Linked DNA regions of Homo sapiens: region 1 is linked to region 2. A link is a contact called in ENCODE Hi-C or POLR2A ChIA-PET data. All regions are on one chromosome and are shown on one strand. Each heading gives the region's core, a stretch centred on a gene start or an enhancer-like site at or near the end of the contact. The rest is flanking DNA. Distances are from core to core; before and after follow the strand shown. Region 1 overlaps ICA1 (islet cell autoantigen 1). Region 2 overlaps CYTH3 (cytohesin 3).

What was found. A loop is a pair of places that touch in the nucleus more often than their neighbours do. ChIA-PET counts read pairs that join two places held with the same protein, here RNA polymerase II (POLR2A). Pooled maps may share reads with other maps.
Region 1: a pooled map shows a loop between it and region 2 (13-fold over the local background). The contact joins two enhancer-like sites. A Hi-C loop is called at or near these places in 4 of 37 single-sample maps with no recorded cell type and 4 of 50 pooled maps. POLR2A ChIA-PET finds 5 or more read pairs at or near these places in 1 of 52 experiments (GM12878).

What each region holds. Positions count from the first base shown.
Region 1 is chr7:8,132,999-8,136,246 of GRCh38, reverse strand. The region is part of intron 12 of ICA1 (islet cell autoantigen 1); the gene reads left to right. Among named protein-coding and RNA genes, the nearest start is that of ICA1, 130 kb to the left of the region's middle. RefSeq lists an enhancer at 1,694-1,823 and a silencer at 2,534-2,583. Within about 2 kb of position 1,871, at least 5 of the 41 ENCODE cell types and tissues checked have a DNase peak (open chromatin) inside an H3K27ac peak, as active enhancers do; they include GM12878, where a contact is called at or near this core.
Region 2 is chr7:6,254,301-6,257,567 of GRCh38, reverse strand. All of the region lies in intron 1 of CYTH3 (cytohesin 3), which reads left to right. Among named protein-coding and RNA genes, the nearest start is that of CYTH3, 17 kb to the left of the region's middle. RefSeq lists an enhancer at 883-932. Within about 2 kb of position 1,250, at least 15 of the 41 ENCODE cell types and tissues checked have a DNase peak (open chromatin) inside an H3K27ac peak, as active enhancers do; they include GM12878, where a contact is called at or near this core.

The DNA of each region.
Region 1 (3,248 bases), core at 622-3,121, 1.9 Mb before region 2:
CAAGTAATGGCTAAGCCGTGGTACAATGTTATCAAAAAGCAGACCGCTCGTGACAACAGCAACGATTCTCAAAGAGCCATTGCCCAGAAAATCACCCCCATTCAGTGTCGTAATGACATTGGCTTTCTCCTACTAAATAGCTAATATAATGGAAAACCAATATTTGACCACAGTTTATAAAACTATTTTAAGTAAAAAAGTTAGTGACATTTTGAGACACGTGAAAGTGGCTCTCAAACTGCCTTATGACCACATGTGGCAATCTGACCTCAATTCGTTAATTATAACATGGAGAAATCTTTGTGTTTCCCAAAATTGGGCCAAGAAAAATGAATAGCAGATACCTGAACAAAAAAGTGGTGTTACAAAGCAGAAGACAGTTCAATGAATTCAACTCACCTAAGTCTCATAAGTTGGCCTTACCCAAAAGATCCCTCTCCAGGACAAGACTAAGCCAATTAAAACAATTTTAATTGTCTATATTCTAAATAAAATGTTTATCTCCTGCTACCTCCTTGGTTACTACTTCTAGACTTGTGATTCTAAATTGTGGTCACATGTCAGAATAATAGCTCATTCAGTAGGTACCATAGGTGTGGGTGAAAACTTTTAGCCCACAGCAGTCATACATGTTTACCTCTGAGTTCCTCCTGAGTCACTCAGAATTGTCTCCTGCAGTTGTCCATATATTACTGACTAGGGATCTGACTGCTTCCTCGCATACGAAGTGGCAAGTTCTAAAAAGCGCCTTCTCTTTTCTCATGAACTTTCCCTCCTCTCTGTCTTCCTCAGCATCCTGGGATGTACTGCTGGCTTTGGTACATTTTTTTTTTTAACCAAATACTGTTCTTAGCTGATCATCCTGTAGCCTGTAGTGCTCTCTATAGATTTACCCTTATAAAGATTTCTATAAAGATTCTGGCCGGGCGCGGTGGCTCACACTTGTAATCCCAGCACTTTGGGAGGACAAGATGGGCGGATCACTTGAGGTCAAGAGTTCGAGACCAGCCTTGCCAACATAATGAAACCCTGTCTCTACTAAAAATCCAAAAATTAGCCAGGCCTGGTGATGGGCATCTGTAATCCCAGCTACTCTGGAGGCTGAGGCAGAAGAATCGCTTGAACCCGGGAGGCGGAGGTTGCAGTGAACCGAGATTGCACCACTGCACTCCAGTCTAGGCAACAGAGTAACACTCTGTCTCAAAAAAAAATAAAAAAAATTCTATAAAGAGTCTATAAATATTTATCCCTGCCCTAGGTTTTATGTTTTTCAGTAAGATTACTTGTCTTCTAACATCTACTGGTGAAATGGAGTAGCAAGCTTAGGGATCATGAACAAGAATTTTTTTTTTTTAGTGCCTACTCAGGGTCCAGTGCTGTTGGTTTGTTGTTTGTTTTTTGTTTTGTTTTGTTTTTCAGGGAGTAGGAGTTGTTTTTCCTCTCTCTGTTCTTATTATAATCTATATCATTTTTCATCAGAGCGAAGTTCTTAGAAGCAGTGTTCTTGAGTTCCAAACAAGTACAGTTTGTTATAATATAGAATATGTTTTTCTTGTTAGCCATTTTCGTAAGGTGTTTTCCTCCCTATCTTCCCCCTACTCTCTTTGGGCGATGTGAGGATAGTGTTGGTGTTTGGGGTTTTTCATCTGTACTGCAAGCGTGTGGCCTTTACGATTAGTCATAATGTCCAGAGTGGGGACGAGGGAGAAAACCAGAGAGATGGAGTCTTCCTGTTTCACACGCAGATGAAGGTAAATTAAGTGACATTTATCTGCCAGCTTTTCTGTGCTCTCGTTTTCGGTCTATGTAGTTATGTTTCCTTCCATCTTCTGTGTTCTAATTTATGCTGAGGTCATGAAACTCAGTATGAGTTCAAAAATACCACCTGAGTGAGCTGTCACCAATTTCCCACACCGTGTCTAAACTTAAAAGAGCTTCCTCTCTATGTGAGTTTTCACACAGATATTGCTCATTGGTTCAGGATCAGTTCTCCTAGGGAATGTTCTCCCAGGGGCATAGGGTTTTTATTTTTGAAAACTTGGGCAGTACAGGGCAAACATGCTGAATGGATCTGTCATCTCAGCCTTTCTGCCACGGTGCCTGCATGGTGCCTGGCTGCCAGTGGAGCCATCTGACCTTAGAAACCCTCAACACTTTACAAAAGCTTAAATATTAATTTATACATGAGATCCTTAATAGGTTCTGAAGTAAAAGCAGAGTGCTACAGTGAGAAAACACCTTGACTGTGAGTTGGGGTCCCTAGCAAGATTGTCTGTAACTAATAAATTTTGTGTCATTGGGTAGGTTATTTAACCTGGGTCTTTTTCCTTATCTGTAAAGTGAGTTAGAGGAGATGATCTCTAAGATTCCTATTGGTTGCAAAAAAAAAAAAAAAAAAAAGTATGATTTTTCTCACTGGGACAAATCATCAGGTTCCCAGAATATGTTTGAGCAATGGCAAGTAGAGAAGTTTTGCCAAATTGAATGAAGGCTTTCCAGATGGCTATATTGATGGGTAGCTGAAAGGGCTGCATTCGTGCTTGACTGCAGACATCCTGAATACCACTAGACAGAGTGTTACTTTAGCCAGTAGTCAGGGAGCCACTGAAGGCCTTTGAGTAAATGAGTAATCTCACAGCCAGCCTGTCTAACTTTGCTTTCTGTTGCTTATAAAACAGAATACTGGCACCTGGATAATTTATAAGGAAAAGGGCTCATGCCTGTAATCCTAGCACTTTGGGAGATCAAGGCAGGAGGATCACTTGAGACCAAGAGGGCAACAAAGTAAAACCCTATCTCTACAAAAGTTTTAAAAGTTAGCCAGGCATGGTGGCATGTGCCTGTAGTCCCAGCTACTCAGAAGGCATTCAAGCCTGGAGTGCTATGGTTGCACCACTGCACTCCAGCCTGGATGACAGAGTGAGACTCTATAAAGAAAAAACAAGAAAAGAAAAGAAAGAAATGGAATTTATTTCTTAGAGTTATAGGGGCTAAAATGTCCAATTCTGAGGGGACACATCTGGTGAGGGCCTTTTTTGCTGAGTCCTAAGGCGGCTTAGGGCATCACATAGTGAGGGGGCCGAATGTGCTCCCTCAGGTCTCTGTTCCTCTTCTTATAGAAGCTACCAATCCCACTCCCATGATAATCCATTAATTCATTAATCCATGAATGGGTTAACCCATTTGTGAGGGCAGAGCCCTCATGACCCAATCACCTCTTAAAGGCCGCACCTCTCAAGCTGCCGCAC
Region 2 (3,267 bases), core at 1-2,500:
AAAACAAAATACGTTTTCGTATTCTTAGAAATACATTGTTTCATTTGGCAAATCTTTATGTGTATTTTAACGTGTACATTTAGAAGTATGCAGTAATCAAAGGTGGCATTGGCAATTTAATATTCTGTTAGAAGACAGGACTTCCTTTTAGTTCTTTACAGAGAGGAAATAAAATAATCAAGAATGTCCTTTTCCAAGTTTCAGTAATTAGATTAAAATTTTTTTGAGTTGAGAAAGGATCAGACAAATGAATTCAGTTTTGTTTGTGTTAGAGTATGGGAAAATTGAAGAATTTTAGTGTCTTTTGAATGTTTGGCCTGTTCACATGATGAGGCTGTATTTCCCAGGCGTGGGAAGATGAGTGATTGTAGACTTTGATTCAGTATATGACCACACTTCTGAGAGCATGACACATTTCGAGAATAAATGATGCCTTTCATTGCCTTATGTAAAAAAAAATCTTCACGTTGGATAAGTCTTCTTCTAAAATGTTGCGTTTTCTCGGGAATCACAGGGTGTCTGTTATGGACTATGTTCCTGAAATTTAGTTCAAAGTAGTGGTTAAACTGTATACTAGTCAGATGGTTACTAGGATGTTTCAGTTTTCACAAAAGAAAGTCAAATGCCTTCTTTCCTTCCTTTTTGTGGTCAGACTGGTCTTGAAGTCTGCTAGCTCTTGCTCGCCACACGTTGTCCCGCCAGCTTCACTCTTGATGACAGCTCTCAGAGGGAGCAGAGTCCACATGGATGTGGTGTGTCCTGCCCTCCCTTGGCTCCCCCAGTAGTTGCTCTGCCTGACAAGTGCCCAGTAATTTGGCTGGACATGCAGAACATGACTTTTTAATTTTTTTCATCTGGAAAGAACATAAGCTATTTCCCCTGGGTTCTGCTGCTGTTAGTACTTGGACATTTGTTTTAGGATTTAAGTCTCTATTACCTTCCCACTGCTTCCACCGCTCCCCACTTTTTCCTTCTCAGGAGAGGAGTCTGGGGGCTTCTCTCTTTGCATGTCTTCCTGTCAAGTATTACCTATTATGATTCTGGTGAAGAGCGGACTGTCTTGCATCTAAAGGTAATGAAGACCATCTACTTCAGAAGTCTTGTTAAGTTCTGCGCTAAAACATTTATCTCCCATTTCTGTTATACCTGTAAAGGGGAGCAAAGAATTTGTGTCTTCAGAGAGAAGTCCACTATCCTAGTCCTTTCAGCCCCCTTGAGGTTTGGTGCAGGCCTGCCTGGGAGTTCCACAAATGGGAGTGTGCTCTAGGGCCCCCTGCCTGAACCAGTGGCCAGTGACTCCCTTTGGAGAGAATATCCCGGCAGAAGTTCTCGAGTCTCAGGACTTGCTGTAGGCGGTTTTATCTTGGTTTCAGCCATCACGAAATGTAGTTGATTGGATCAGTGACTGGGAATTTCAAGAACAGATTTTACAGGAGTGCTGTTTCCTTAGAGTTGTAAAGTTATTGACAGGGCCATTTCAACTTTGGTTAAACAGATTAAAGGTTGGCCGGGCGCAATGGCTCATGCCTGTAATCCCAGCACTTTGGGAGGCCGAGGTGGGTGGATCACGAGGTCAGGAGATCGAGACCATCCTGGCTAACACAGTGAAACCCTGTCTCTACTAAAAATACAAAAAATTAGCTGGGCGTAGTGGCGGGCACCTGTAGTCCCAGCTACTCAGGAGGCTGAGGCAGGAGAATCGCGTTAACCTGGAAGGCGGAGCTTGTAGTGAGCAGAGATCGCGCCACTGCACTTCAGCCTGGGTGACAGAGGGAGATTCCATCTCAAAAAAAAAAAAAAAAAAAAAAACAGATTAAAGGTCAAACTTGGGTAGTCACACTAACCTGAGCGTCTCCCCCACATAGGGAGTCTGTAAGTCCTTAATTTCATAAGAGACTTGAAGTAGAAGCTGTTTTCTCCTGATGTCCCCAACATATCCCTCCCTCCCTATCTTGATGAGGTGCTGGACCCCCAGGACTACTGCAGTGCTGTGGTGGGGGCCTTTCTGGTCCTCAGCCCAGCTTCTTCACGGCCGACTCTGTTGGGATGCATCATGCTGGAGATAACTATGTAGCCATTCCTTCCTAAATAGTCTTAGTCCTGTGGGATTGGAGAGGCCCTCTTTTCCCTTGGGGTCTCTAGGAATTAGGATTTCAGAACTTTTCCCTGTTTGCTATATCAGGTCAGCCATTGAGGATATTTCGGGTAATTCCCCTTGTTCAAGGCAGAATATTGTCATCTATAATGTTAATGGTTCTGAGAATTTGTATTCATACTTTCTGTATGCTTACATAAGTTTGTTTAAACATTTGAGCCTGATTGGTGTTGACAAATATTTGGTATTGACATATTTTTAAGTAAATATCTGCAGCTCTGTCATTTCTAGCCTTGTGATTTTGTGTAAGTTACTTAATCTCCCTAAGCTGTTAAAAAACCGAAGTGAAATTATTTATATGAAGAATTTATCAAAAATCTCGACGATTGTAATAGTAGGCATTCAAAACTGTTAGTCATCAGTGTGTTAAGCCTCTGGCCTGCCTGTCTTTACATACTGAGTAGAGTGAGTTGGAAGAATTGTTTTATTTGGGCTGAGGAATAACTGATGATTGGCAATATGATTATTATATCTTTTCTTCCCAACTTTGTATTTTGAAAATGTTCAAATCTACAGAAAAGTTGAAGGAATGGTACGATGAATCCTATATGTCTTTCACCTAAATTCACCAGCTGCTAACATTTGGCCACATTTGCTTGTCTGTCTTTGTATTACAATTTGTGTGTGTGTGACTGAACCCATTTGAAAGCAAGATACAAACATGGGCAGGTGCGATGGCTCACGCCTATAATCCCAGCACTTTGGGAGGCCAAGGTGCGCAGATTGTTTGAGGTCAGGAGTTCGAGACCAGCCTGGCCAACATGGTGAAAGCCTGTCTCTACTAAAAATACAAAAAATTAGCCGAGCATTGTGGTATGCGCCTGTAATCCCAGCTTCTTGGGAGGCTGAGGCATGAGAATAGCTTGAGCCTGGGAGGCGGAGGTTGCAGTGAGCTGAGATCACGCCACTGCACTCCAGCCTAGACGACAGAACGAGACTCCGTCTCAAAAAGTTACAAACATCATAACGCTTTTCAAAGAAATACTTTAGCACTCGTCTTCTAAGGACATTCTCCTACATAACTACAGCCGTTATCATTCTTAAGATAACTAACAGTCATTCCATAATATTGTTCCAAAATAGTACACATTCTGCTTTCCCCAGTTGTTACC